4 separate regions of the Homo sapiens genome follow, and all the other regions are linked to region 2. The links are chromatin contacts, found by Hi-C in ENCODE. All regions are on one chromosome and are shown on one strand. Each heading gives the region's core, a stretch centred on a gene start or an enhancer-like site at or near the end of the contact. The rest is flanking DNA. Distances are from core to core; before and after follow the strand shown. Region 1 overlaps AHRR (aryl hydrocarbon receptor repressor). Region 2 overlaps CLPTM1L (CLPTM1 like). Region 3 holds the start of AHRR (aryl hydrocarbon receptor repressor). Region 4 overlaps AHRR (aryl hydrocarbon receptor repressor).

Region 1 (3,050 bases), core at 511-3,010, 950 kb after region 2:
TAACTGACATGCCCTGTAAAGCCCGGCCCGAGGTCGGCCGAGAGCTCCACACCAGGCCCAGCCTCTGTGCTCTGGGTGCCTCCAAGGCAGGCCTCCTCTGGATCACTTCCTCCTCCAGCCACCCAGGGAGGTCGGACAAGCATGATGGGAACGTGCCCCCCTCCCCCCACCAACACCTGCACCTTCCCATGGGCTGCCCCCCTCCACCCCACACTGTCACCTGTGCCTTCCCGAGACCTGTCCCCAACCCCATCACCTGTGCCTTCCCATGGACTGTCCCCCCATCACCCACACCTTCCCATGGGCTGTCCACCCCACCCCTGTCACCTGCATCTTCCTGGGGGCTGTCCCCTATGGACCACCACCTGCCTGGGGCTGCACCCACTGTGAGACTCTCAGGGTCCTGGGGGTGGCGGATGACCTTGGTGAAAATTTCCCTTGAACCTGATTTCACTCACCCCTGCTTCCAGCTCAAGCTCCCTCCTGAGGGACCCTTACGACACCTCTCCCGTCCAGGAGTTGGATGGGATGCTCTGAGAAGCCTGGGACGCCCATCCAACCCTTCCCCGACGCCTGCTCGCCCCAGAATTGCCTGACCTGACTGTGGATCCAGGAAATGCTGCACAACCGTAACACGGGGAGTAAATGAGCAGAGCTTCCAGCGAGGGCCCAGGAGGTCGGGGCACCAGCGAGGGCCCGGGAGGACGGGGCTTCCAGCGAGGGCCCGGGAGGACGGGGCACCAGCGAGGGCCCGGGAGGACGGGGCTTCCAGCGAGGGCCCGGGAGGACGGGGCACCAGCGAGGGCCCGGGAGGACGGGGCTTCCAGCGAGGGCCCGGGAGGACGGGGCTTCCAGCGAGGGCCCGGGAGGATGGGGCACCAGCAAGAGCCCGGGAGGGCAGGGCAGTGCTCTCAGAGCCAAGACATTCCCAGGAGGGCACCTCTGACCCCTGCTCTCACACCCCAACCATTCCTACAAATGCCTTTGCAAGTTTTACGTCAAATGAGGGGACCAGAGCCTCAAGGCTTTCGAACATTCAAACTCTCCCTTCCTTCCCTTCTCAAGAACTGGATGAGAAACCGTTTTGCCTTTTGAAGATGAATTGTAATATGTACATTCCGGAAGAAAATGTCATTTAGTGATTCTTGATGGCCACAAATGGTATTTGCAAAGGAAACTTCTCACCACCCAGTTACTTTCTGAACAGGTGTGTTCTGCACCAGGATGCACAGAATTTGTCCCAGCTTCTGCACAGGAAAGGTTTAGAGGAAGCACTCGGGACAGACACTCTGTGCCAGAGCGTGGGACAAGCACAGCTCTCCCCAGTGGCCTAGGAGGCATCAGGAGCATTCAGGCAGGTGACAAAGACTCAGAGCGAAGCAAGTGACACAGAGGGAGCCCGGGCTCGTGCAGCGGGAGGCCTCAGCTCCTGAGTCGGGCTGTGCTGCATGCTCGCCTAGCTGTAGGTCTGTTCATCTGCAAGGAGCATGTGCCTCAGCCTTGCAAAGCAGGCAAGTCCACCCTGTGGGACAAAGCTGCCCCTTCAGGCTGTGGGCAGGAGGGGACCAGGACTGTGCCCGGAGAGCCCTCAGGTGTCCCAGAAAACAGCTGGTACCAGGTTAGGGGGTTAAGACAGAATGCCCAGGAAGAGGGAGGGTGTGAGGAAGTGTGAGAAGCGGATGACTGTGCCGTGCTGCTCTTGACACATGGGCGGGTGTATTAACAGAGTGTGAGGGAATGCATTCGAGGTGCTCACTGAGGGCAAAGAGAAGCAGCAAGTCAGAAGGGGGTCCCAGCAAGTGGGTGCTGGATGGGCGAGTGTGCTTCCAAAACCCTTAGTTACAGCTTGTGGGGCAGAGGGGTTTAAAAATGTCCTTCAAAGTCCCAAATTCCCCTAAGCTAGAAAAAGCATCAGGAGTATAAATAAACACACTCATTTCACAGACACGATATTTACAAAACGGGGGGCACCCCAAGACACATACTGCATCAAGTTGCTGAATTTCCTATGGCAAGAATTTCCCGATTTTTCAAAAAGCACCAGAGAGCTTCAGAGATTTCACACTTCCTCACAGTGCAAAATGAACCGCAAAGAAATGCACTTCCTCTGAGCCAGCGAAGACTGGGGTGGCTGCAGCTGGCAGTGCCCACGCGTTTCTCTGGTCAAGAGAATGCGCCTCTAACCACTTTCTGAGATCACAGAACCCGGGGGCCTCAGGGGGGCTCTGCGGTCACCAGAGTCACACGCTCGTCCTGCAGAGGAAACACACCCTGGCCTTGGAACCCCACGTTATCGTGGAAGATGCAACCAAAAATAGCTCTTTGGGGAAAAAAAGAATACTTGCACACATTGCAAATCCATATTCTCTTCATGATGTGAAACATCTGGTATAAGCAAACTATTTGGGCATTCTTGTTACATTTCAACGTATCAAAGAAAAGCACAGCAGGGACAAGCCAAGGGTTCAAGAAACATTTTGTAAAACAAAACCCAAAACACTGTGCTGGTGCTGTTTAACAACCAAATATTCAGTGAATCAGCGTGCGGTGCACAGGTGTACAGATGAGTGAGCGGTCAACACTGCAGGCCACTAACCCCACGCGGCCACAGCCAGGGAGCGCCCTGGCCCACACCCTCAGGCAGGATACAGTGCGCGGTGCACGCCCAGGGAGTCTTCCTGAGCAGCCCCACTGGCCTCTCCTACTGCGGAAGAGGGCACCGAGCCCTCACTGAGTCCTCTGCCCTCTACCCACAGGTATGGATGCTGCCTCGCTTGTCAACTTTCACATCAACGAGGAGTGCCAGCTCAGCTGTCAGAGTCTCCATTTGTTTATAAATAATGAATTCGTAGGTAAATTTATTATGTTATGTAACCATGAATTTACAACTAACACCCATATGGGGCTGGCCTGCCTGTGAATCACCATTGCCTTCATTGTCCTCACACATCACTACAGGCGGTCAGTGGCTATCAGTCCTGCAATATTCACCATCAACAGATGCAGACCGAACTGAGTACGTCTCAGGGCCTGGGTGTCCAATGCTCGGG
Region 2 (3,123 bases), core at 530-3,029:
ATCTGTCTTGGTCACAGAGCTGGGTGCTGCCGGTCACCTTGAGCTGTGGTGGCTCCCGGCACACGAGTGTCCGGGGTTCGGCCATGTCCTCACGCGGGCAGGGGTGGGAGCCCTCACAGGCAAGGGGGCTGTTGGATTTCCATTTCAGGTGGTTTTCTAAGTGCTCCTTATGTGAATTTCAAACACGTATGGAATTCATTCCGCATGGACTCTGGGATCAAAGGCTCTTTCCTCTTTTGTTTGAGAGTTGGTTGTTTTAAAGCTTAATGTATGTTTCTATTTTAAAATAAATTTTTCTGGCTGTGGCATTTTTCTTGACCTGGTATAATGAAAGTATTTCGGATATTTGAGTTTAACCCTTTTCCAGAAAGTAATACATGATATGGATTTATTTATGCATTAAAAGAGCAAATTTAAAGAGCCCTTTGCAAGCCTTTGAGTCATGAGTGTTCTTAGATACGTAGCATCTTAGTTGTTTAAGACTAAACTATTGTACAGAGCCATGACCCATCAGGTCAAGCTTATCTTGCCCTAGGTTGAGGCAGAGAGAGAGAAATGGAATAGAAAGATGGGTGGAGAACTGCTGGACTCGGTGTGTAGTGAAGTTTAATGTTTGTTGAAGTTAGTTTTTGTGGGGTTTGTTGTTCTCAGCTCACAGCAGCCTCCACCTCCCATGTTCACACAATCTTCTTGCCTCAGCCTCCTGAGTAGCTGCGACTACAAGTGTGCACCACCACATCCAGCTTTTTTGTATTAATATTTTTAGTAGAGATGTGGTTTTGCCATGTTGTCCAGGCTGGTCTCGAACTCCTGATCTCAAGTGATCACCCGCCTTGGCCTTTTGAAGTGCTGGGAGTACAGGCATGAGCCACCACACCTGGCCTCTAAATATATAATCTTTTTTTATTCCTGGTCATTTCCTTGCTCTAAGTCTCCTTTGCCAATAACAGCTTTCATCCTCTTGTGTTTCTGGAACAGGCTCCCCTCTCATGGGCCTGGCTTCCTTGCAGCTGAGGGGCTTTGGGAGCCCTGCTCAGAGCCCCAAGCCTGCAGGCCTGTTCCATGTGTCTCCACGTAAATGGACGAGACACACCATTCCAGGATGCTCATTCAGGCTGAGAACCAAATCCAGATGCTCTCAGTCCATTCGCAGATGACAGTGAAGTTTCTGTACACTCTGCTTTCTTCTGGATCAGATAAATCTTTTATAATTAAGGTGTTGTAAACTTCACTCGATTTGAGAGGAATGCACTGGGGCTTCAAGTTGTCATCTTTCAGTTTTATTCATTAAAATACGAAGATACCAGATGAGTTGGCACAGGAAAACAAATACGAATACACGGCCTGTACTGTGTTACTTAGTCGTGTGTTGTAAGTGGGGTCTGGAAGGGTGGCTGGGAGAGCGGGTGAACTGCCGGTTCCAGATGGGACGCACAGCACCTTAAGGGGCCTGGGGGGGCACACGGGAGGCGGCTCCAGAGGCAGGGCAGATAGTGGGGGCCCGCAGGCAAGTCAGCAGTGGGGGAAAGACAGCAGAAGGCGTGAGGGTCTTCATTGGTGTATGTGAAGGTCACGAGGTCACACGGCCCTGCCCATCACAGGTGCGTCGGTCTGCGGGGAAGTTGAGGCATCAGGGAACAGGAAGTTTTAAACGTTTACAATGGATCTTACCCACACAGGCCGTGCCTTTGCCTGCGGTGTCAGATTACTAGGGCGGGGTGCGGTGGAGGGTGTCCCTTCCACACCTGTGGTTTTATTTGTCTTTGGGGGAGGGGAGCCTTGCTTTATAAAACACAACTGGCTGTGTTCTGTAAGGCTTCACCCAGCACATCCTGTTGGCAGCAGCTAAGCACACAAACGGGAAAGGAGTATCGCCCAACTCCACCGATGAACTCAAAGTGCCTGGCTTTGCCTGGGGGATGCTGGCAAGGTTAGGTGCGGTTCCCAGCGTTTCTTCTGCCTCCTGGGGCACATCCCGCGGTGGGTCAGCGCCTGCGGCCGGCTGCTGCAGAAATAGCGTCATTCGGCCCCTGCATCAGCAGCCAAAGCCGGGCCTAACTGTCAGGAGCTCCGTGGATAGCTTTGCTGCTCTCGCTTTTCAGTTTCAGTATCAAAAATAGTTGCTACAAGAACTGATTTTTGTCATAGCACCTGCTCTTCCATTTGGGCTGGCGTGCTGAGCAAAGGTGGGTGCAGGCGCCTCATCAGCCTGACAGCAGAGTCAGCTTAACCTGAGTTTTCAGGAAGCACCGTGGCAGGCCCCCAAAAGGGGCAGATGTCCACCGTGCACTGCGTCTGCTTCTGCAGTCGGCCCTCCAGTGCCGTTTTCTTTCACCTGCAAAGGGCCTTAATGCGTGAACCAGCTGCTGGTGACTGTTAGTCTTGCTCTGTTTAAACAGTAGCAAGTTGCAGAGTGTTCCTTTGAAGACACCGCAAGTCACGTGTGTCAGTTACTCCTGAGAGGTTTCTGGGGCGCCTGCCTCTCCTTTCTTTAAGATGAGCAGAGGTTTAAAAAAAAATGAGTTTGGGGAATGAGCCTTGAAAGTCCTTCCAGCTTCAGGACCGGCACTTGCTCTGACAGTCTGACTTCTGCCCTGTGGGCCGGCGCTCCTGCAAATGGGCAGTGTTTCAAGAGAGGACTGAGCCTCATGCAGATCCATCTCATGGGAACCCTGAAGCTTCACTGACCAACAGAGGCTCCACCTGGGCGACTTGAAACATGCTTAAAGGGTTTATCTGTCATTCATCCCGATGAGTTTAGTTCTGTTTTCCTCTTGGATTTCATTGATATTTCTGCATACCATCAAAGCCCTGTCTTATGATTGATCATGAGGTGGGACTTAGAAATGCGCTAAGTACCTGTGGATTTTAGACTGTGTCAAAGCCCTCGAAGCTGAAACAGAGGACTGACAAGGTGAGGGCCCGGGGTCCCCCACGGTGGAACTGCAGTGTCCTGATCGCAGCTGGTGGGCTCCGTACCTGGGCAGGATGGGCTCTACTGGAGCAGCCAGTGTCCAGAAGGAGCTTCTGTCTCTACCCCTTGGCACTGGCCACTCATTTTATAGAAGAGATTTTCTTTAGACCAGAGTTTATTAGAAAGCCAAGGAAAATGAGAACACGTCC
Region 3 (3,312 bases), core at 1-2,500, 990 kb after region 2:
CTAAGAACCTTTCTCCCGTGGTAAAACTCGTGTCTGTTCATTTTAGAGAATACAGATAAGTAAGAAAACGAAAATAAAAGCCGTTCCCCAGGCGGTGGCGTCCCCCCCGTCGAAGCGGCTCCCCAGGCGGCGGCGTCCGCCGGGTCAGCATCCTACGTTCTCCAGTTCTTGTTACTCGTGGCTTTTCAGCGACTCTGGGGCCGCATCGAGCCCCGGCTTTGTGCGGGATGGGTATGGCACACTCGGCCCGAGTCCAAACGCCGCCAGTCACTTGCTCTGAGAGGCTGGATGAGCGACCTACCTTGATGTCCTCGTTCGTAAAATGGGTGACGGTTGCCAGGCCGGGGCGGCTGTGAGGCCCCGTGGGGGTGGCGTTTGGAGAACGCGCGCACACGCCCACCCTTCTGCAAGAACCCCGCAGACGAGAGCCTGTGCGCGCGCACAGGAGGCCCAGGGAGGAAGCCCCTCCCCGCCTGCCCTTGCCATCCCGGAGGCCACAGCCGGACAGGCCCGTGGGACAGGCCCGTGGGACGCTTCTGCACAAGGTCTCTGACCTCCGGCCTCGCAGAAGAGGTCAGAGGGTGGCCCCTGCCTGTCACGCGCCCATGGCGACCCCTCCCCAGAAGGGGTCCCAGCGTGGACTCCAGGCGCCACATCGCTCTCTCAGGGCATCCGGTCTGGGAATTCTGGCCGCTCAAAATAAGACTTCAGCGCTACTGGGTGCTACTGAAACCAAGCCTGAACATGGGCCTTTCCCGGGGGTGAGGCCCCCCGGACCTGGCGCCCTCGGCCCGACAGCGGGGCCCCGCTCCGCCGCCCGCACCCGCCCAGCCCCAGGGAGCGCGGCCCGCACGGAACGCCCGGGGAGTGAAGGCTCAGAACACTCTCGAGGGGACGCTGAGGACCACGAACCGTGGACGCGCCGCGGCTTCCCTCCGAGGTCCGAGTTTTAAGTGAGACCAGCCAGCCGCACCCCAGAGTGTCCGCCCCGTCCCGGGGCCGCCGGGCCTGGCGACGCGAGGATGCGGCGTGAGGAGGGTCCCGACGCCGGCGCCCGTCCCTCAGCCCCACACCCGGGAGCGCATCCCGTCTCCACCGCGGGCGGCACGCGGCGGGGGCCTGCGGGGGCGCCCAGGACACTTACCCAGGGCCTGCGGGGCGCGGAGGCTCAGGCACACCCGCGGGGCAGCGCGCCCTGGCCAGGAGCTGTGGCGGCGGGTGCCGGCGCTCGCATCCCGGGAACCCGCGGCGGCTCCAGGGACTGCCCCACCCCGGCACGCGAGCCGCCCGCCCCGCCCCGCAGCATCCAGGGCCGGGAGGCGGCAGAGGGCGCCCGCGGGTCCGGCTGTCTCGGGTCCGGCTGCCCCAGCTGCCCTGGCGAACCGGAGACGCCATCCGGTTCCCCTGGGGTCCGCCCTGCGCCCTTCGCGTCCCAGTGATCCCCCGGAGTCTCCGTGCCCCGAGGCGGGGGTCGCGCGCTGAGCCCCTCCAGGCCCTGCGTTCCCCCTGGGGTCTGTGTGCGCCCAGGGTCCCCCGGTTCTCCCTGCGCCCCCGTCCCCTCCCCAGCGCTCGCGGCCGGCTGTGCTGAGCTGCCGGCCCTAGAGCCGGGCGGTGTAGACCCGAACAGGTAAAGTGAGGAGAGCGTGTGCCCCCTCGCCTGCCCCATGAGGTCGTTTCGAAAATGTAAAAGGAGTCATGGTTTTTGGCGAATTATAGAGAATATTAAGATGCTTTTGGATCCTGAGCTTCCCAGGAAGCGGACGCGCGCCAGGCACGGCAGGGTCGTCCGTGCGACGTTCTTCGTCCTGGGCATTTCAGGGTCCCACGCGGCAGGTGTGCGGCCCTGGGTGCCCCTGCCCCGCCCACCCCGCCGGTCGGCACCCGGGACCGCGCGGCCGAGAGCAGGGTCCTGCCTGCAGGTCCTTAGGGCTCACCCCGCGCCCTCTGCGCGCCCGCCGGCCCCTCCGACCTCGGGCTGCGCCTTCTCCTTCCCCCTCCCGGTGGTCCTTGGCCCCCTCTAGTCCTCCGTCCGGGCGCGCAGGCCCTGGCTGAATTCCCTGTACCCTCAGGGGATCCCTGGGGACACCTCAGCCTGGCCTCGCACCCTGACGTCTCCACAGACCCTGGCCGGCTTCCACCCGTTCTCGCCCTCGCTGGGGCCGGCCATGGAGTCGGTGGTCCCTGGAGTCCGCTCCTCAGCATCCGCGGTCCTCATCCCAGCCGGGGGAACCGCGCCCTCTTCATCCCGCAAGGTCGGTTTTCAGCAACGCGGCCGAGGCTGTCACTGGCGCCCCCAGGTTCTCAGTCAAACCCCGTCTCCCTGACGCCCCCAACCCGCCCCGCGCCTCCTGCTGTTCTCTGAATAAGGCGTGCGGGCCTTGGGGCCTTTGCACTCGCTGTCTGCTGTCGGCTCAGGAAAAGTCTCTTTTCCAGACACAGCTCCCAAGGTGGGGTGGGCGCAGCTGAGAAGCCCACCCTGCCCCCAAGTGGCCACCGCCCCTCCCCGGGTGTAGCTCCTGCAGGGCAGCCCAGAATTGCTGAGTTCTGCCGCTCTGTCCCCAGGGGTCACCAAGTCGGCTCTGCTCACCTCTGGTTCCTGTCGAATAGCAGAGGCTCAAAAATGTGAGCTGAGTAAATGGGCTTTTTTGGGACAGAGTCTTGCTTTGTCACCCAGGCCTGAGAGCAGTGGTGCGATCTCAGTTCACTGCAGCCTCTGCCTCCAGGGCTCAAGCGATTCTCGTGCCTCAGCCTCCCAAGTAGCTGGGATTACAGTCGCGCGCCACCACACCTGGCTAATTTTTTTTTTTTTTTAAGTAGATAGTGGTTTTGCCATCTTGGCCAGGCTGGTCTCGAACTCCTGACCTCAGGTGATCCACCCACCTCGGCTTGCCAAAGTGTTGGGATTACAGGCATGAGCCACTATGCCACTGAGACAGCCAGGAGCCCTGGGTGCACACATTTATTTTTTGATATGGAACAATGTGCAACTATATTGCTGTATTTTTAAAAATCATTAGTTTTATCTTGATCCAATTTTTGTAAAGTGAATTATGCACAGAAAATGTGTAGCTGGATAACTCTGAGGTAACAGGTGAACTTTAATTTCTTTTTACTTTTTGAAAAGTCTACAATTCCTGTAAATTTTTGCAAGAAGCACATAGTACCTTTGTGATCTGTTAAAATAAGAACCTGTGGGTAGAATGTGATGGTGGTGAGCCGCAGTCCCCCTGCATGGGAAGACAGCACCCCCATGTCTCAGGGCAAGCACGGGTTCCCTTCCACCTACCCTGTCCCACCAGAACCAACTGGAAT
Region 4 (3,367 bases), core at 197-2,696, 920 kb after region 2:
GGGACTTTGTGGCCATGGAGGGACCATGGGCCAATCCCACCCCCTTCGCAAGTGGTGATGCAGACAGGGAGCAACCCAGAAAGCCTGGCCCAGAGCCGGCACCTGTGGCATCGAGGCCCTTTCTCTACAGCGGCTCCCATCTTAGGGGCCAGCAGCTGTGTCTGGAACTAGGGGACCCAAACTACCACTGTGCCTCAGGCTGGCCCCTCAGGCTGGCATCCACCCCTCAGACTCCTGCAGCCCCTCCCTCCCCTTGGATTTAGGCAGAGACAGGGTGAGATGACGTGGGGTGCACCCCAAGGGGTTGTTAGAAAACAGGTGAGAACGTGAAGCAGCCGGGGGCCATGTGGCCTGGGGGGCATCTGCTGAAAGGGAACAGAGTTGCCATCCAACTGCCCGCTCTGAGCCGGGCAGTGGTGACACTGAGGGGCCTCACTCCCGCCCCACACGGGCTGGAGGGGTGTGCACCAGGGCCTCGGGTCCTCAGCCCCCAGCCCTTCCTGGCACTGCTGGGAGAGGTCTGTGCCCGCCGGCTCCTGCCACAGCTTTTCCCAATTCAGCGGTTGCCACATACTGATGATGTCCTACTAATAATAGTTCAAAGACCAAAGAAATTTTCAAGGCTTGAGTATATAAAATGTCTTCTTAAAAAAGATTTTATGAGATTAGTCACAACCAAAAGCAACCTTAATTTTAACTCACAAGGCAGAATTTTTTTTTAAAGACCATAAAATGCTGTTTGCCGTGTCATATGGATTCAATATCAGATTGACTTCTGGTCCAGCATTGTCATGCCAAATACTTTTACACATGTGGGCCCATCTTTCAAATATGCATCTCGAACGTCTGTTTGTTTTCTCTCCCTCTGCCTTTCTAATCCTACAAAAGTTTTGTTTTTTTTTTAAACGTGGTCCATGGAAAATGAGATCACTTTTCCAAACGGAAAAAGGATTTGGCTCTAAGGTTAAGGCTCTACTTTTTTTAAGGGGAAAAAGATCACATCCATGTGCTGTTACTGAACGTCAGGAAACGGCGCACCTGCCACTTCGCAAGGACAACGGAGGTCGGGGCAGGTGAGGGCCGAGGCAGGTGAGGGCTGGAGCCACGCTCTCCCCCAGGGACCGCAGGGAATGGGGCAAACGTTCTGAGAAAGCCGGAACTTCCTCTGTCAAACCCTTTAAATATCCTGATCTCTTCCAGTTCCAGGGCAGAAAAAATAGCCGGCAAGTACTTCAAAGATTATTTTTGTCAAGGTCATGGCAGAGGGAAAATGAGGGAAAAAGGAACAACCCTCCACATCCCCCTGGCTGCCCCTCCTCGGAGTAAAGGGAAGTTGGGAGTATTGTGCTCCCCTGAGAGCCGTTGCCACGGTTACGGAGCCACAACACGGCGGCTAGTCACGCGAGCGGGCACCGGGCGGGCGTCGGGGCAGCTGGCCCGGCCTCCTGGAGGCAGATCACTCACAGGGGCCGCTCCATGGGGCTTGCGTGCGTGCGAGGCAGCGCTCTTGCTTGGGGAGCTGAATAACTGGCTGTTTATAGATCCCACAAACAGTAAACGCAGGCTTGACTCTCTTCCACGGAGCAGCTCCGACATTTGAAAACAGTTCTTGAGAATGCAGCTGGCCGGATGGCCACAGAGTGGGAGGCTGACTGAAGCCCCGGGGCCCTAGAAGAGCAGGCAGATGGCGGCCCCCAGGCAGTCCCTCCTGACGCCCACTGCAGCCCCGCTCGGTTAACCCGGTGTCCTGGGCCCCCTTCTGGCTGAGAGACCAGCCAGTGCTGACGCCGCCTCCGCCCTCACCTTTGCTGCGAACCCTTGGCGAGTTAATTCACCTCTCTGGGCCTTGGTTTCCTCCTGCGAAAGATGGGACGGCAACAGTGAGCGTCTGTGAGGGCGGCGGTGAGCAGCAGCACCAGGCACCCTCCAGTGATCAGGGCAGCACCCGCTGTCTCTGTGACTGGAGGGCAAATGGCTGTGCTGGACAGGCAATCTGACGTCTAAAGTTGATGTCATTTTCTAGAGAACAAAACTTATGCTTTTAAAACCAGGACCCGCTTTCTGAGTGCAAACACCCTGAGTGTGAAACGCACTTCACAAGAAGCAGACTTACAACTCATAAACAAAGGCAGCTGACGGTTACCACAGTGAATCTCCCTCCAGAAGCGCCAGGCCCATCCTGCCGGGGTCCTGGTGGTTGGGGAGCCACCCCTGCCGATCCCTAAGCCTGGGACCCCACGCCCTGGGTGTGTCCTGCACCACCAGCCCCGGCCTCAGAGACCCTGGGGCTAGAGTTGGCCTGGGCCGTCCCTCTGCACCTGCGGCTCCACACCCAGGAGAGCCCGAGGGAGCTCCGCGCTGACCCAGCTGCTTCAGAGCAGACAAGGAAGGTGGCATGGGGATAAGAACCACCCGGTAGGAAACCAATGGCAGGGAAGCAGCCATGAGGCCGAGAGGTGGGCATTGAGCGGGAGCTGCGGCTGCTTGGTCCTCGAGAGGAATGAGGTGCGCCACGGTGGTGCTGGGCATGTTGGCAGGGGGGTCCCAGGTGCACCAGTGACCTCGGGTGGGGAAAATCCACCCAGAACAGACGGGGGCGGCTGCTGGAGCCAGGGCCACACACAGACCCACAGTTTGCTGAGGGCCACTCACGGCCTCCGGAGCCCGCAGGACCCAGGCCTGGCGGCAGAAGGCCCTGCCAGCCCAGCCCTTCTCACAGAAGCCCATCGGTGACAACGGCAATGCCTCCTCCCAGTGTCGGCAGCTTAAAACGGAGTAACAGCCAAGGGGGGTGGGGCACGCACGGCGCCTGAAACCCGGTTTGGCACAAACACACTCCTTCCACCAGGGGCAGGCCCAGGACCCTCACCTGTGCTGACACTGCCTGCTGGGGAGAGCCTGGGATGCAAGGGTCCAAGCCCAGCTGAGCCGAGGGCAGAGCAGGGGCCGAGTGAACACCACTGAATAGAACTCTGTGCACCCGGCTCAGTGACCACAGATGGTCAGAGGCTAACTGGACAGTCAGGGGCTTATGTGGATGGTCAGGGGCTAAGGTGGACAGTCAGGGGCTAACCAGACAGTCGGGGCTAATGCGGACAATCAGGGGCTAAGGTGTACGGTTGGGGCTAACGCGGAATGTCGGGGCTAACGCGGAAGGTCAGGGGCTAACACGGATGGTCAGGGGCTACGTGGATGGTCAGGAGCTACGTGGATGGTCAGGGGCTAACATGGATGGTCAGGAGCTACGTGGATGGTCAGGAGCTACGTGGATGGTCAGGAGCTACGTGGATGGTCAGGGGCTACGTGGATGGTCAGGGGCTAACATGGACGGTCAGGAGCTACGTGGATGGTCAGGAGCTACGTGGAT

What was found. Hi-C counts contacts between places; a loop is a spot of excess contacts on that map. Pooled maps may share reads with other maps.
Region 1: a pooled map shows a loop between it and region 2 (18-fold over the local background). The contact joins two enhancer-like sites. A Hi-C loop is called at or near these places in 3 of 37 single-sample maps with no recorded cell type and 4 of 50 pooled maps.
Region 3: a loop to region 2 is called in a map with no recorded cell type, with 12 times the contacts of the local background. The contact joins the promoter of AHRR here to the enhancer-like site in region 2. A Hi-C loop is called at or near these places in 3 of 37 single-sample maps with no recorded cell type and 2 of 50 pooled maps.
Region 4: a loop to region 2 is called in a pooled map, with 5 times the contacts of the local background. The contact joins two enhancer-like sites. A Hi-C loop is called at or near these places in 5 of 37 single-sample maps with no recorded cell type and 6 of 50 pooled maps.

The regions. Positions count from the first base shown.
Region 1 is chr5:367,886-370,935 of GRCh38, reverse strand. The region is part of intron 3 of AHRR (aryl hydrocarbon receptor repressor); the gene reads right to left. All of the region lies in intron 5 of PDCD6-AHRR (PDCD6-AHRR readthrough (NMD candidate)), which reads right to left. Among named protein-coding and RNA genes, the nearest start is that of AHRR, 48 kb to the right of the region's middle. RefSeq lists enhancers at 1-92, 1,539-1,648, 2,299-2,408. Within about 2 kb of position 1,760, at least 3 of the 41 ENCODE cell types and tissues checked have a DNase peak (open chromatin) inside an H3K27ac peak, as active enhancers do.
Region 2 is chr5:1,315,052-1,318,174 of GRCh38, reverse strand. It overlaps CLPTM1L (CLPTM1 like), which reads left to right. Exons shown (of 17, transcript NM_030782.5): 17 at 1-423. Among named protein-coding and RNA genes, the nearest start is that of MIR4457, 7.2 kb to the right of the region's middle. RefSeq lists enhancers at 1,430-1,579, 1,870-2,259. Within about 2 kb of position 1,779, at least 17 of the 41 ENCODE cell types and tissues checked have a DNase peak (open chromatin) inside an H3K27ac peak, as active enhancers do.
Region 3 is chr5:319,652-322,963 of GRCh38, reverse strand. It overlaps AHRR (aryl hydrocarbon receptor repressor), which reads right to left and starts at 1,250. Exons shown (of 11, transcript NM_001377236.1): 1 at 1,145-1,250. The region is part of intron 3 of PDCD6-AHRR (PDCD6-AHRR readthrough (NMD candidate)); the gene reads right to left. RefSeq lists enhancers at 239-358, 447-1,014 and silencers at 599-658, 669-1,048, 1,139-1,628, 1,779-2,038.
Region 4 is chr5:398,095-401,461 of GRCh38, reverse strand. The region is part of intron 4 of AHRR (aryl hydrocarbon receptor repressor); the gene reads right to left. All of the region lies in intron 6 of PDCD6-AHRR (PDCD6-AHRR readthrough (NMD candidate)), which reads right to left. Among named protein-coding and RNA genes, the nearest start is that of EXOC3-AS1, 43 kb to the left of the region's middle. RefSeq lists enhancers at 1,148-1,557, 1,235-1,764, 817-2,016. Within about 2 kb of position 1,446, at least 22 of the 41 ENCODE cell types and tissues checked have a DNase peak (open chromatin) inside an H3K27ac peak, as active enhancers do.